2 separate regions of the Homo sapiens genome follow, and region 2 is linked to region 1. Evidence: chromatin loops called from intact Hi-C (ENCODE). Cell type or tissue: PC-3. All regions are shown on one strand. Links, peaks and the distances in the headings refer to the core of each region. The heading gives the core; the rest is flanking DNA.

Region 1 (8,332 bases), core at 231-8,230:
GCACAGAGACATTGCTTTTGTTTGTGCTTGCCTCATTTTATCATAGTCTCATAGAAACCTTATTTGAGGTTGTCAATCTGTGAGATCGTTCCTGTGTAATAGGAGAATGACGCAGCTCACCTTGCGTGCCAGGCCTCAGCCACTGAGTGACAGCTGCTGTTTCTTTCTCAGTAGGTTATGATAGGAGGTTATGTTAGGAGGATAGATGCTGGTTTCACGCTGTCTGGTTTCAATTCCCAACACCTCTACTCATCAGCTCTGTGAGCCTGAGGCAAGCTGTTAACCTCATTGGGCCTCAGTCTTCTCATCTGTAAAATGGGAGAATCATAGTACCTACCTCTTGGCTGGTGGGAAAAATTAAACAAGACAATGTACTCACTGCTTCTGGCACATAATAGCTGCCAAGTGAGCTTTTTGAAAAGTCCGACTTTTGCATGGCACCATTCCTGTGGTCACAGGGCCAGCATTTTAGATCGGTAGATTCATGACCAGTTTGGTTCAACAAATATTTATTGATTTTTCCACTAAGTGCTAGAAAAAAATTAATAGAAATCCTTGCATCATTTGTTCTCCCAAAATAAAGCTCTGCTATGAACCGCTTCATTTACTGAGTACATTCTCTGTGCCAGGGACCACTTAAACCCTGTCTAGGAACCAGCTCAGTTAATCTTCACAGCAGCCTTATGAAGTGGGTAAAGCCGGGACTACTTTCATCAGCCCCACTTTTGCATGTGAACAAACTGAGGCCAGACGGATCAGGTACTGAGGCTGCAGCAGCAGAGAGAGAACGAGGGACTGAACCTGGGTGGAAGGGTCAGCATTCACAAGTTCCACCTCACTGTGCTGCGCTTGTAGGAGAAATGAGGCTGGCTCCCTGCCTGGAGGAGAGCGACATCCCAGGGCAGGGTGGCAGGAAGCAGCGTGAGTCCCCGAGGCACCAGGCCTCTAAGGAGGGAAGACCACTTTCAGCTGGGAAGTGGAGGGGCGGGAGCAGGCCTGTCGGATCTTAGAGGACATCTAGAAAAGGCGAGGGTGGAAAGGGAAGCACAGGGAAGGGCATTCCCAGAGGCAGGAACAGCATGAGCGGGGCAGGGAGGCCATGGGGTGTGGCCCATACTGGCCTATAGTGAGGACCTTAGTCTGCGGGTCAGCCCGAGGGAGCCCTGACATTTCAGAGGGATAAAGGGAGGGCCCTGTGTGCTGCCCCACTTCCCAGGCAGCGTACCTGCAGAGACTGGGGGTGAACACCGCCGTCTTCGAGAGGCGCCATGTGATCGGGGGTGCAGCTGTCACTGAGGAGATCATCCCAGGTGAGCTCTGATGTGGCATGGGGGAGTGGAGGGCAGTGACTCAGGGTGACAGTCTCCATCCCTGCTGACCCCGGGTGACGGTCTCCATCCCTGCTGACCCCGGGTGACGGTCTCCATCCCTGCTGACCCCGGGTGACGGTCTCCATCCCTGCTGACCCCTGGTGACGGTCTCCATCCCTGCTGACCCCTGGTGACGGTCCTCATCCCTGGTGACCCCTGGTGACAGTCTTCATCGGATTCGGTTTCAGGGTTTAAGTTCTCCCGCGCGTCCTACCTGCTCAGCCTGCTGAGGCCGCAGATTTACACTGATCTGGAGCTGAAGGTAGGGCCCCCCCGCCGGCCCGATTGCACGGAGGGAGGAGGCAGTTCCATCTTCCCAACCTGTGTGGGGGGTCCCTGTTCTGTGCCCGAGGTGATGCCCGCCCCTGAGGGCTCCCTCTTCCACCCAAGTCTTGTGTATCCCACGTGGTCTCCCTGCTGCATTCCCACAGATGGGTTTTGTCTCGTCCATGTAGTGTCTTGAAAAGTGGGAAATTTCATCCAAAAATCAGACTTCTTTTGAAGAATGAGCTTTTTCACCCTCAGGCCCACGTGGGACACCTATCTGAAGCCTTGGGCGCCTGAGCTTACAGCTGCCTTGGGACATGAGCCCGATTTCTGCCCTCATTGAACTTGAGAGCTGCTTCCCTCTCTTGGCAGCTGGAGCAGGAAGTGGGGCCTGGGGACTTTTCTGGCTCCCGGGCTTTTTGGAAGGTTCCTGGGAGTCTCATCTGGCGCTGTTTGCCTCTCTTAGTCTGCTGACCTTTGTCCACAACCTGGCCCAACCCTGCCCCCCACCCTTTCACCTTCCTTCACCCCCACTGTCTTATAAACCGCGTCACCACATTCTTGAGGCTGATTGGCTTCTACCTGCTTAGTGCCACTGTCACTCACCACTCAGAGAAAAGGGTTCTTGGTGCTATCTGCAGCTGCCACTCACGTTGGTGCCATCTTTTTTTTTTTTTTTTTTTTTGGGACGGAGTCTGGCTCTGTCGCCCAGGCTGGAGTACGGTGGCGCGATCTCAGCTCACTGCAAGCTCCTCCTCCCGGGTTCATGCCATTCTCCTGCCTCAGCCTCCTGAGTAGCTGGGACTATAGGCGCTACCACCACGCCAGGCAAATTTTTTGTGTTTTTAGTAGAGAAGGGCTTTCACCGTGTTAGCCGGGATGGTCTTGATCTCCTGATCTCGTGATCCACCTGCCTCAGCCTCTCAAAGTGCTGGGATTAACAGGCGTGAGCCACCGCACCCGGCCACGTTGGTGCCATCTTTGCTCTAAATTCAAAATTTTAAACTAGTAAGATGTCCAGCTGTTGTTCACAGCTCTTTGGCTGCTCTAACTGGTTCATGTAGAGAGTTCTTCAAGCCACTGAAACAGAGTATGTGCATCCTGGTACCAGGACTGGATGAAATCTAGCCAGGCCTGGGGATGGGTCGCTGGTCTCCAGTCCAGAGCAGACCATAGCAGCAGGCAGTTTATAAATGCACCACTTATTCATAGTGGCAGATGTTGGGGAGCAGGGACCCTCCTTTTGGCAAACCTGATTTAAGAGACTAAGAATCACAGAATGGACATTTTCACTTGATTATTCTCTTTCTTTAAAAAACGTTACTTATTTGAAATGGTATTTGTCATAGTGTTCCTTGAACTAGAAGCTCCCAAGTGAACTGAGTAGATGCTTTAACCTCTGCCTTGGGCTGCAGTAATAGGAGTATGGAGCTCAGAGCAGGGAGAAAGCAGTCCTGTTGTGTGATACGCAGGACTCACCCCATCTGGAGCACCTTGTTTTAACAGGACATTGACAGCCTGGAGGGCATTGACAGGAGGACAACTAAACTCCTTCCAGGAATATTGTCTTTCCAAAACTATAATGGAGAGCGTTTATTTTACCAGCATCACATCTTGGGCTATGACCTTAATGTTCTATCTCAATTGATCCTTACCTGTAAGTCAAGAGCCATGTTATAATCAGGGAACTAAAGTTCAGGGGTTAAATTCACACAGCTAGAAAGTGATGGAGAATTCAAGCCAAGGCCTGACTGTCTCCTACTCCTTGTTCTTGAGCTATGATGCGCTCAGGCCTCTTGGTACCAATACCGCCCAGACTCACACGTCTCTGGCTCTTGGTACTTTGCGGTGAACGTGGTGATAGAGTGCCCCTGGCAGCTCCAGCGCAGTGTGCACAGAGGCTGAGACTGGAGCTGCTGGAAACCGGCCGGCTGCGTCTGCCTCCCTGCTCCACAGCTCACCAGCTGCGTGATTTCACCACGTGGTGCCTTCTTTTCCTCATCTGTAAGAGGGAATAGTAACAGCAGCTGCCTCCTAAGGCCACATCAGCACAGTGCCTGGTGCACAGAGGGCTCAGTACTTGTCGCTATTATTATTACCCCCATTTGGCACTTGAGAAAACTGAGGCTCCAGAAAGACCCATGGCTGGAGACTACTCACCCACCCTGCCACTTATAAGGCTGTATCCAATTAGAGTGAGCCCTCAACTAAAGTGAGAGGCTTGGCTTTGGCACCACTGCCCCTCCTCCCCTCCTTGAGCCAAAGCACCCTCCACTGACCCGCTGTGGTCCCCACCAGGGCCTGCCTCCCCTTCCTGGGTGTTAGTTTCCACAGCTGTCAATGCGAGCACTGACTTGGATCACCTCCCGGTTCCATCCACCTAGTAAATGAGTTTGCTTTTGCAGCGGCCCTGCGCTGGATGATGGAATCCAGGCTGGAAGGGCAGAGCCTTTGCACTGGTGGAGAAGGGGGTGTGGAGGGGGGCTTTTCATCCCCTTCAGCCATAAGCCACCTTCCCCATCTCCCCCTGGGCCAGCCTTGACCTCACTGCCAGAGGCAATCCCATCCTCCCTCCCCTCCCTCACTGACCTTCTGGGTCTCACTCAGCCTTATTCATTTTGCTCTTGCTTTTCTCCTGGAAATCTCTCTAAGGTAGGGCTCTAATTTGCAGGGCCACAAAGTATGACCTGGGAAACTGCTGGGGAAACTGCTGGGGAAACCCCAGGGGTTCTTGCTCACGAGTCTGATTCTGTGGCAGTGGTGGGGCCCAGAAACGGTCGTTTTTATGGCATTCTCAGGTCATTCTGAAAGAGGAGGCCCCCAGAACATAACTTTGAGAACCACACCCTTTAAATCTCTTGTATCTCTGGTCCTTTAGACACACACACAGATACACCCTTCACACACACACACCCTTTCCAACAATTTCCACCCAGGATGACTGTGCATGCTGAGAACTCTCATGGGGTAAATAAAAGAAGGGTTTGCTTTCATTTTGTTTTTTTGGGTTTTTTTTCTGTTTTTTAAGAAAAAAGCTTCATAATCCGAACAAATCTTGTGGATATAATCTGATGGTTATTTAACATTCCCCTTCTCATTCAGACTCCACATAATTAAACCTATTGTTAAAAGAAAAACCTTCACTAAATTAAATTTAATAGAGTTTAATTGGGCAAAGAATGATTCATAAATGAATCAGGCTCCCGAGCTGGAGTATGCTCACAGTCTCCAGCACAGCTCCATGGTAGAAGAAGATTTATAGACAGAAAGTGAAAAGTGATGTACAGAAAATGGAATTGAGGTACAGAAACAGCTGGATTGGTTACAGCTCAGTGTTTGCCTTATTTGAACGCAGTTTAAACAGTTGGTCCCCTTTGATTGGCCAAAACTCGGCGATTGACACAGAAGTAGGTTACAGTCTGTTTACGCCTCCTTCTAGGTTATAGTTCACTAGGAACAGAGAAACCTTTAGGTTGAGCTTAAAGTATTTAAGGAGGCAGCTTTAAGCTAAATTTGATTTAACACCATTAAGAATGACAGAGCCTCCATTTAGAAGAGCCTCCATTTAGGTTTCATTATGAATCAAATGAAAAGTGATTCATAGTCAATTAGTTATACTTAAAATAACTTTTGGATTCCTCTTAGGTCCCTGATTTGGAGGGTTTATTCGTTCATTCAGTCCATGTTTCTGAGCACCTGCTATGTGCCAGGCACTGAGAGAAGCCCTTGGGTGTACGGCAGTGAACTAGGAAGGCAAGGACACTGCTCTTAGGCAGAGAACTTCAGGGAGAGTGCCAAGAAGAAAAGAAAAGAAGGCAGCATTAGAGAAAGAGAGTGGAGATTCCAGCCTAGATGGTGACCAGGAAGGACATCTTCCTCAAGGAGGTGACATTTGAGCTGGTATTCAGGTACCAAGAGGTCACCAGCAGCAGCCATGTGGACATCTAAGCAGTCTCCAGTCAGAGGGAAGAAGAGAAGGACCCACCCAGGCAGGCGTGAGCAGAGGGCAGGTCAGTGTGGACAGAGCAGACAGGCAGAGAGCACCAGATGGGGGTGGGAGGGGCAGGACTGCATTTTATCCAAGTGCAGCGAGAAGCCAGTGAGGTGTGTGATCAGGAAGTTCACTGCTAGGATTTGTGACTTTACAAAGGTCAGCCCACCTGCTGGCTGGTGAGGACTCGGAGGAAACAGGAGGGGGTCGCATGTGGAGCACTAGGCCGCCGCTGCAGCGGTTCCCAAAATGGCGGCTTGGAGAGACGCGCACAGATTCTGGAGGCAGCGGATGGGATGTCAAGGATGACCAGGAGAGAGACTAAGGATGCCTCCTGGGTATGAGTGAGTTTACTACATTAAGAAGAACGAAGCTGGAAGTTTCTCTAGCTTAGAATAAAGAATGTCTCCATCTTAGGGATAGGAGGGACCCCAGCCGTCTCCTGGCCCCGGCCCCCGCCAGCATCGGAAATCTCCTCCACAGAGTGTCCAGAGCTGCGGCGAGCCTGCCCGCCTGGAGCATCTCCAGTGTGGAGCAACTCCAGCGGTAATTGTTGGAAAAGCCTGTTTTTGGTTTCCTCGTGCTTTTCTAAAACGTCTACTCTCCGATCTCATTTCTCTCCTCTGGGGCCATACCTTGTCTGCAACCTAGCATTCATTTATTCAGAGTCGACGGAATGCTTATTAACTACACTGTGTCTACACGCGGAGGGTACAGCGGTGAACAAAACAGACAATGCCCCTGACTTCACAGGGCTTACATTCTACTTGGGGAGACAATGAAAACACTAAATATGTGATTAGCCATGTGCTGACAAGTGCTTTGGAGAAAAATATTGCAGGGTGAGGGGGCAGGGAGTGCGGGGGAGGCCTGGCTGATAAGGTGGCATTCCAGCCAAGACCTCGAGTCGTGAGGTTGCAGGCCACGGATCTGGAGAAGGAAGCCTCTCGACAGCAGAAACTGGAGGCGGCACAGGCCCCTTTTGTTTTATCTGTGCCTGCTTTGAAGAAGTGGATGTGCTCTTGGAAAATTCTGTGTGCTAATCAAATATTTGTAAATCAAATCATATTTTAAATGCATCAAAGAAACTTCCATTTAAAGTGACCCTGGAGTAAATGAGTCTGCAAAGTAAATAAAATGTTCTGATGTGAATAATTTATCTACCTTGTAAGTATAGATTTTCACATAACCATTGCTTGATTGTGTCTTTCTAAATTTAATTATTTATTTCTGAAGTGGGGCAGTTACAGACCGGTGCTGAGAGCTGGGGCTTTGCAGTTACAGAGCTGTGGTTTTGAAACCCAGACCTACCTCCTAAAGTGACCTGGGACAAATTATTTAACTCCTATGAGCCTCTCGTGTTGCTTTTGTACAATGAGGATAATAAGACAGCCATGTGCCACCATGTTGGTCAACGATAGACTATATACAGTGGTGGTCCCATAAGCTTACAATGGAGCTGAAAAAATTCCCGTCCCCTAGCGATGCCATAGTTGCACTGCAACATATTATTCATGTGTTTGTGGTGATAAGCCTACTGTGTGGCCAGTTGTCAAAAAGTCTAGTACATATAATTATATACAGTACATAATACTTGATAGTAAATGACTTTGTCACTGGCTAATGTATTTATTATACTATACTTTTATTATTATTTTAGAGAGTATTCCTTTTCCTTATTTAAAAAATTCACTGTCAAACAGCCTCAGGCAGGTCTGTCAGGAGGTATCCAGCAAAAGGCATTGCTCTCTAGGAGATGACAGTGCCACGTGTTACTGTCCCTGAAGACCCTGCAGTGGGGCAGGATGTAGAGGTGGAAGTCAGTGACATTGATGATCCTGACCCCGTGTAGGCCTAGGCTGATGTGTGTGTTTGCATTTTACTTTTTAGCGAAAAAAGGTTATAAAGTAAAAAATAAAAATAAAAAATTTTAAAAACAGAAAAAAGCTTATAGAATGAGGATATAAAGAAAATATTTTATATAGCTGTACAATGTTTGTGTTTTAAGCCAAGTGTCTTTTTAAGAGAATCAAAAAGGTTTTAAAAATTAAAATGTTTATAAAGTTTAAAAGTTTGCAGTAAGCTAACCTACTGAAGAAAATTTTTTAATAAATGTAGTGTAGCCTACGTGTACTATATTTATAAAGTGTGCAGTAGTGTACAGCAATGTGCTGGGCCTTCAGTCACTCACCACTCACTCGCCCAGAGCAACTTCCAGTCCTGTAGGCTCCATTCATCATGAGGGCTCTATACAGTATCATTTTTCTTACCTTTTATGCCATATTCTTAATGTACCTTTTCTATGTTTGTTTTTTTTTGTTTTTTTTTTTTTGAGACAGAGTCTTGCTTTGTCACCCAGGCTGGAGTGCAGTGGCGGCAATCTTGCCTCACTGCAACCTCTGCCTTCCAGGTTCGAGCAATTCTCCTGCCTCAGCCTTCCGAGTAGTTGGGACTACAGGTGCGTGCCACCATGCCCGGCTAATTTTTGTATTCTTACTAGAGACGGGGTTTCACCATATTGGCCAGGCTGGTCTCGAACTCCTGACCTCGCTGATCTGCCCGCCTTGGACTCCCAAAGTGCTGGGATTACAGTCACGAGCCACTGTGCCCAGCCTAGACATGTTTAGATACCCAAATACCATTGGATTACAGTTGCCTCCAGTATTCAGTGCAGTAACATTCTGTGCAGGTTTGCAGCAACAGG
Region 2 (8,332 bases), core at 69-8,068, 73 kb after region 1:
TCATGTTCACATTGTTTTTCTTAAAGAGGATCCACAAGTTGTACAAGCTTCAGGGCCCACAAAAGCTGGCGGCATTCTGTGTGCCATGCCTCTGTGCTCTCTGCAAGGGGTCCCTCCTCCCGTGTGCCGTGGCGGAAGTGGCTGCCTCGGGCCAGACTATGTGCCATTCACTCAAGCCCGACTTCGTGGCCCAGAGTCTCTACCACCCTCAGCTCCAATCCTTGATGGAAAGGATCAAGCCAATTGCTGACCTACCAATACCTTGACTGCCCCTCCCCCCCACACATCCAATGACCTGGAAGAGTGGAGGGGACAGGAATCTTTTGGTATAAAAATAGATCCAGGCAAGGCATGGTGGCTCACACCTGTAATCCCAGCACTCTGGGAGGCCAAGGCAGAATTGCTTGAGCCCAGGAGTTCAATACCAGCCTGGACAATATATAGACACCCAGTCTCTAAAAAAAATAAAAACATTAAAAATAAAAATTTTAATTAGCTGGCATGGCGTGTGCCTGTAGTCCCAGCTACCTAAGAGGCTGAGGTGGGAAGATCACTTGACCCTGGGAAGTCAAGGCTGCAGTGAGCCATGATCCTACCACTGTACTCCATCCTGGGCAACAGAGCAAGACTCTGTTTACAGAAAAAAAAAAAAAAAAAGTATGTCCTCTCTGCATAGCCTGGGAGTAAGTGTGGTCCCAAACAATGGTGGCTCCAGATTGTGTTAACTACACAAGAAAACAAGACAGAAAGACCCCAAAGAAAATGATCAAGGCTTCAAGCTGCTCTTCCTCCTCCTCTCCCTCTTCCTTTCTCTTTTTTTTCCTTAGAGGTGGTGCAGGGCCAGGGCCCTGGAAGTGGCTGTGAGCTGGATGGCAGTGGCAGGGCCAGGGACTCAGAGCCAGTTGGCATCGTCAAGACCTGGGTTACATTAGGGGGACTGACTGAAGGAATAAATAAATTGAGGTTAATTGGAGCTAGGTTTTTCACCATTGGAGAAGGGATTGACATATATGGAAAGGGGGAAAATAGAAAGAATCCTGAGGTGATAAGATTGTAATTAAAAGTGTCAATGTAACCTTGTGATCAGATAGATAGATGATAGATGATAGATAGATAGATGTGTTTATGTGTATTCATACATATAAATATATACTACACAGTGAGTGTGTGCACATATATACACACATATAATTCCTAGCTCTGCCTGCCAAGAGGGCCTAGAAAACAATAGCACTCCAGGAGGAGGGAGCATCCAGTGTTTGGTTTCTAAACACCACCCTCCACTAAAAGGAACCAGAGCTTCTTGGAGAAATGACTGATTCCAGGGCTGAGGCAAGAAAAGTACAAGACAAGGGTGGAGCATCTTGTTCCAGAAAGTTCTTTGATATTCTTTATGTCAAAGAACGATGTAGACCTGTCAAAAGGACACAGGAGGCAGCTTGAATGGGCTCATTAGTCAAATCTGTGACAACTGAGCACCGAAATAAATAATGGTATTCATGGGTTACAATTCATTTTCTATACCAGGGGTGCCCAATCTTTTGGGTTCTCTGGGCCACATTGGAAGAAGAATTGTCTTGGGTCACACATAAAATACACTAACACTAATGATAGCTGATGAGCTAAAAAATATATATTGCAAAAAAAAAAATCTCATAATGTTTTAAGAAAGTTTACAAATTTGTGCTGGGCCGCATCCAAAGCCATCCTGGGCCGCATGCAGCTAGTGAGCTGTGGGTTGGACAAGCTTGGTCTATACTGACATGCATAGGTAGATAGGTAAGTAGATAGGTAGATAAGTAAATCAGAAGAGATGGCTCTTCTTTGCCATGAAATATCAACAAATAAATGCAGACGGAATGGTGGAAATCAATTATCACCATTTGGCAACAATCACTGAGGTTGTAAATAAAGGCATTAACAGGCATAGTAATTGGTGGGGAGATACTCAGAGGCTCTGCCAATATCATGTTCATTGATCCTCTACCCAGCCCCTGATATTGGTGTAGCCTTGGAATATCTCTCCACCAAATACTTGTCAATCACAAAGAGGGAAATGGTGAGTTTATGGTAGAGAAGTCTGGCAGACACCGTGACCAGCAGACATTCAAGGATCACATCCCAGTGGTGTGAAGGGTCAGTATCACGTGTCCTGATGAGATGCACTGAGAAGAGCCCTAATTTCTGTGATGTTCCATCAAAATGCACAGCCTGAGCACGAGGCACTGGAAGCACTGGAAAAAAACAACGAGAAATCTGTACTCTTCATAAAATGTCAAGGTCAAGAAAGATAAGGAAAGATTGAGAAACTGTTCCATATTGAAAGGAAATAAACATGACAATCAAAGTAGCATATGATCCTGGATTGGAACCATGTGAAAAGAAAGAAAAAGAGAAAGAGAGAGGGAAGGAAGAAAGGAAGGGAGGGAGGGAGGGAGGAAGGAAGGAAGGAAACAAGGAAGGAAGGAAGGAAAGAAGGAAGGAAAGAAGGAAAAAAAGAAACACTGATCGGAAATTCATTGATGGGAAATGTTGGCAAATTCTGAATGAGGTCTGTGAATTGGATGGTCATGTTGTATCAGCATCTTTTCTGGATTTGGAAGGTTTGTGATTGTTATGTAGGAGAATGTCCTTGATGTGGTGAAGTATTTAAAGGTATGGGGTATCAGGTCCACAACTTATTCTCGAAAGTTCTGAAAGAGACTAATGCTAATGGGTTGATGTATATAGAGAGAGGGAAGACAATGGAACAATTGGGGTAAAATGTTAACAACTGAGGAATCTGAATACATGGATATGGGAGTTTTTTATACTTTTCTTGCAATGTTTCTGTAAGTTTGAAAGTGCTTCAATATAAATATTTAAAATGTGTTTATAAAACCACAAAGTGCTGGAATTGCTATCCATGCCCACCAGACTCTTGATAAAGAGCAGGGAGCTCTTCTCCCCTGTTTGAGCAGAGCCTCCTAAAAAGTTCTAGCCATTATCCACTTCAGTGAACCAAGCACATCCCCCTCTTCTGCTGACTGCTGCAAAACACCAAACCAAATAAAACAAATTTTAAAATCTCTCACGAGAATAAATGAGCACCCGATACTGCTTTGGTAAGAGACTATAAAGTAACCCTTTGTTTACAATGTTAAAAGCAAACAACTGATTCATGCCGGAAACAGAAAGCATTTAAAACTTTAGAATTAAGTGCCTCTGGCAAACAGTTGGAGCTGTTTGTCTCATGCCAAGGCCAAAAGTATCGGGCTAAGCATTTTCCTCTGCTTTAGTCATGTTATCAATATTGACACCAAGGGAGATGGACCTAGTACTGCAGAAAGAGTTCAGTCTCCGGAGTCAGACAGTGATGGGTTCACATTCAGATCCCTCCACTTTCTAGCTGCATGGCTACAGGCAAGTTACTCAGCCTTTCTAAACCTTGGTCTCTTCTCCTATGGGGTGTGGAGGACAGCAGCTATTTCCCATGGCTGTAGGAAGCCTGGTGAGATGGCACGTGCAAAGCGGCCCGCATTCAGAAGACCTCCATATAGACCTGTTCCCTTCCTTTCTGTAAAACACATGGAGAACCCATGTGTCCCATCCACATCCCCAGGCCACACTGTAAGAACCATTCTAACAAGGAGACATGTCACCAGCTTCATTTGGGTCTCTTCAAATCCAGGACTCCTGTCGCCTGTGATTTCTTTCTTTCACTCTTATGACATTTTTTCCTGCCTGTCTTTATTTCAACCAGACATCCCTTAATCTCATGGCACAAAGGCCTGGTAATATTTGTGACATGCCCAATGTATTCTTTTCTCTTGAAGACACATCCTTTCACTTTTGTGGCTTATAACCTAGGGAGACCAAGAAGAAAAATGTTCGTCTGTCTTAGCCTGTCTACAAAGAGGAGCAACATGGGAAGAAATTGAACCGGGATGAATTTTCAAAGGGCTGAACTTAATAGCAAAAAGCCAAACAAATCTCCTGGAGGGTACACACAAGATGCAGGGGCACTGCTTTGGGTCCCTGTCTCTTAAAGCGGGTCTTCCCTGAGAAGAACATGTCATCTTTCAAAAGCTAGCCTGACATCAGGGTTGGCGATTGTTGTTCTTGTTCTTGCTTCCTGGCATTCTCCACCTCCAGTAGGGGGCATCACCCACATGCCACTGTCTCAGAGCAAGCCCCATAATCATCTCCTACCCGAGGAGCAGGAGAGAGAGGAGGGAAGGGCGGACGTGCTGCGCTCTCATGCAAATTGCTTCAAACCCAGGGAGGGACACAAATTAAAGGACAGAAGAGACAAATGGCCCAGAGATGCCTCATCCTGTTCAGCTCCAACTTCCTATCCTGAAACAGGGCAAGCCTCTTCCCAATGGGGTCCTTAAAGATCATCCCAACATTACGAGTGTTCCTTTAATCTTCCTCCAGAAAACAGAACTATGAAATAGTACTACTTTGAAAAAAAATGCATTTTCTTTCATTTTGTTAATTACCAAAAAAAAGTCATAATAGAAAATTTAGCAAATGCAGGTAAACCAGAAATAGGAATAGGGAGGAGAAATGAAAATCATCTATAATCCTACTGATATATACATTTTTCCTTTTTCCAAGAATAGAAAGGTCCTGCACATGAGCTTTTGAAACCTGCACTTTTTATTTAACAGAGGCCCATAAAACAGCCCCTTGCCACTAGGCATCCTGCCAAACCGTCCTCTGTGAAGGTTGTACTGTGTTCCTTAGGACCACCATTTATTTAACTACATCCCTAATGGTGAAGATTTAGGTTTGCTAAATGGGGAGTGAGTTTCCCCACATTTTGCTGTACAGATAATGCAGTAAAGAATATCTTTACAGCTCAATCTTCCCATGTGGCCATGATTATTTCCTTAGAATAAGTTTCCATATGTAAAATCAACGTAGTGAGGGCAGGCACGTTTTTAAGGTTTTGCCACATATTGCCAGTTTTCCTGCCAGAGAAGCTGTGCCAATAAAGCAAAATGTTCTTATGATCAGGGGTCACAGCTGCCAAGCTCCTCCACGTCTTCTTTACCGTCTGTGAAACCACACGATGCAGAAGGGAAGGGTTAGGTTTAGTAGCTTGTCAGAGAAGCAGAAACAGGAATGAAGATTTCCATGGCTCTGAACGTCTTATTCCCACCTGCTTGGAAGGATGTCTGTTCAGGAAGACACGGACCATTGCTAGTGATTCCTCTCCACAATTTAAAGACCTCAGAAACAGGATTTAGGAAAGAAATTTTCTTTCTCTTTTTTTTCTGTTTATAAAATTATACCAGCTCAATCAATCTTAGAAGATTAAAAAGTAAAGAAAATTATAAGGAGAAACAATCCTCCAAGTTCCCACAACCCAGAGTTTACCACTATTAACATGCTGGTGATTTTCCTTTTAGTGTTTTCTCTTTGCATATATGTTTTGTTCACATAAATGAAATGTGATGGTTGTAGTCCATTTTGTGGCCTGATTGTTCACGTTTCTTCCTATACTAAGGGCTTTCTTGCCCTTCACCCACTCAGGACTCTGCCTTGCTTAGCGATCCTGCTTCCAGGAGGATGTGGGCCATACGGTGCCCATCCGGGAGTCCTTTCTCAGCCTGGCTCCAGGAGGAAAGCCACACGTCACTCCCAGTGTTTGCCCTTTGCTCCAGGGCTGACCTTCTAACGCTCTAACTGGGCCTGTCTCTTCAACAATCTATAAGCCATTAGCTGGGGCTATATTAAATCTAGAAGGGTTCATCCCGAAGACCTCAGCTTTTATCCAGGGTCGATACAATAAATGACCGTCTGAAGAATGCTTCTGCATCTTCTGCAGGAGTCTTGGAGGAGAACGTCTGTTACGGGCCTCACTGTCCCCCTCTATTGAGTTTCTCATGATAAATTTGTGCTCACATTGAGTGTCAGGGAAAAGTTTGGCTCTCCTGACAAATAGCTATACTTCCCTTTATCCAATAACTCATCATATTTTCCCTTTCGCTTTAGCTCAATTTAATGTGCAATTGCAGTAACTATCTTCTGCAAGGTTTCTGGTTTAATCATTTCTTCCCTTCATCCCTATGACTTTCGATATTTTATCTTTAATCTTGCTGTCCTGGGGCCCATATTTTTAATTGTCAGTCATCTCAAATTTGTTTGGAAGTTAAGAGGAATACAAATCACAAATAAAAAAACAATGATCATGACCCCTAGGCCATCTCTTTAAAGCCATGCCTACCTTAGTAATTAATAATCCCCTTCACCAATACCAGGTTCCCTCCTGGCATTTTCAGGCAAGTGCACTTTAAGAGCCATTTTAAGATGCATTTGGGTACATTTGGCCTGCCTGAGAGGCATGGAAATTTTAAGGAATGAATTGTTACACAGTGATATCACTTAGTCATTTTCCGGTATACCTGAAGTCCTGGTAAGTCTCTGATCAAATACAGCCTCTTTCTGATATAATGCTGGGCGATTTCCCTACAAGGATGCGAGCCATTCCACTTTTATGCCAGCCCACTTGGCAACTGATAAAGTGAAATGGAGAGGTCCTGGCCAGTGGGGCTTCGTGGTAGTGCCCTGGGACCCATGGAAGTGGACACTGTTGTTTCTACCTGAAGCAGTTCTGCTCACTTAACATTTCCTTAAGCCCCACTGCAGACCTTCTTTGGTCTCTGTTTCTTCGGGGATCTCTCTGCCTCCTACATCTACTCCTATCCACTAGGGTTCACTCTTTAAGTGAAAGGTCAAATTGGAGACTGCAATTCTTCACCCCTCCCTGTAACAACATCCTTGCTGTAGCCTCCACATGGGCAGAGTATACTTTCCTTTTATTTGCGGGGCAGGGGGCACGGAATCCCGCTCTGTTGCCCAGGCTGGAGTGCAATGGCACAATCTCGGCTCACTGCAACCTCCACCTCCTGGGGTTCAAGTGATTCTTGTGCCTCGGCCTGCCAAGCAGCTGGGACTACAGGCGTGCACCACCACGCCTGGCTAATTTTTTGTATTTTTAGTAGAGATGGGGTTTTGCCATGTTGGCCAGCCTGGTCTCGAACTCCTGACCTCAAGTGATCCACTCGCCTTGGCCTCCCAAAATGTTGGGATTACAGGCACGAACCACCACGCCCAGCCACTTTCCTGCTCTTTGATTTTTAGCTTGGCTCAGTAACTTGCTTTGGTTAATAGAATGAAACAGAAATGAGTGTGCCAGCTCCAAGCCTAAACCTTAAGTGGCCTGGAAAGCTTCTGCCTGCTCCTTCATGCTTCTGCCACAGCCGTGAGCACAGCTTTTCCTGGGTAGCTGCTGCTCCTTCAGCCTGGGGACCATATGAAGCAGAGCTACCCCAGACAACTCACAGATTCATGAGTAAAATACATGCTTGGTGTAGTGTGCTACTGAGATATTGCAGCTATTTGTTATGCAGCAAAAGCTGACTGATACACTCTGTAACAGATCCTTCCTGGAAGATCTGATTCTTTTTCTTGTTCTTATCCATTTGGCCTTGATTCTTTGGACCATTCAGCTAGCTCCTAAGTCATCTGGAAATTAGACTCCACTCCTATGTGCAGTCCCAGCCTGTGCCAAGGACCTCAGCTCAGGTGAGAGTCCTGGGCCTCCAGCTTGTCCCATAGGATTAGAATCTCTAGGATGTCCTAACGACAAGTAGGAAAGAACATGTGCATCTTAGTCACTGGGATTTGGGTTATGGGCACTAAAAATATCTAACACTTACCGAGCATACACTAACAATGTGCCAGGCCCCACACTCAGGAGCCACATGTGTTATTTCGGGTACTCCTCAGCCTTCTAGTACACACAAAAAGACTGATGCACTCAGAGGACTTTCCTGAGCCTCACAGCCATGTGGAGAGAGAGCTCAAACCCACCTGTGTCCAGCTCCAGAGCCCACACCATGCCACTGCCCTGTGTTGACCTAAACTGTGTGACTCACTCTGTGCCCTGTACACTAGGTTGGCAGACAAAGCCATTTCAATCACAGCTGAGCTCTCTCCCAATCTGTGCTCAGGGCCAGAAAGCTAGGCCCTGGGTCGGTGGTGGCTGCCATTTTTGCCATTGCTCCCTCCTCCCAGTCCAGACCCTGCACTGCAGGTGGATTCCTAGACAGGAACTGTGGCAGGAACCTGAAAAGGACAGATCCCCTGTGCTGCGTCCTGCTGAGCAGCAGCAAAGCCTTGGGGAGCCATTCTGTGGCCAGTAGAACTTAGAACTCAGAGGAAAGGGAGCAGTGGGGTGAGCAGAGAAGCTTTCCAGAAGCTTTTGGGGGGAGCACCATGCGGCTTGTGGGAAGACTGGATCATACTGATCCTCCAGGGAAAAGTCCAAGACCCCTGG

The links. A loop is a pair of places that touch in the nucleus more often than their neighbours do. Peaks named below come from ENCODE experiments on the same cell type or tissue, not always from the same donor. Only the 100,000 strongest peaks of a DNase experiment are listed, where the experiment ranks them.
Region 2: a loop joins it to region 1, with 2.9 times the contacts of the local background. A loop is called at or near these places in 9 of 110 quality-filtered maps.

Annotation. Positions count from the first base shown.
Region 1 is chr10:98,400,882-98,409,213 of GRCh38, reverse strand. PYROXD2 (pyridine nucleotide-disulphide oxidoreductase domain 2) reads left to right here. Exons shown (of 16, transcript NM_032709.3): 3 at 1,217-1,310; 4 at 1,559-1,632. Among named protein-coding and RNA genes, the nearest start is that of MIR1287, 9.7 kb to the right of the region's middle. RefSeq lists enhancers at 3-202, 4,244-4,293. In PC-3, for the core only: no CTCF peak of the experiment used is centred there; DNase peaks (open chromatin) are centred at 4,563 and 4,943; H3K4me3 peaks cover 1,465 bases; H3K27ac peaks cover 2,717 bases.
Region 2 is chr10:98,327,898-98,336,229 of GRCh38, reverse strand. No RefSeq gene overlaps it. Among named protein-coding and RNA genes, the nearest start is that of MIR1287, 63 kb to the left of the region's middle. In PC-3, for the core only: CTCF peaks have their summits at 3,946 and 4,151 (motif pointing right); a DNase peak (open chromatin) is centred at 3,199; H3K27ac peaks cover 1,010 bases.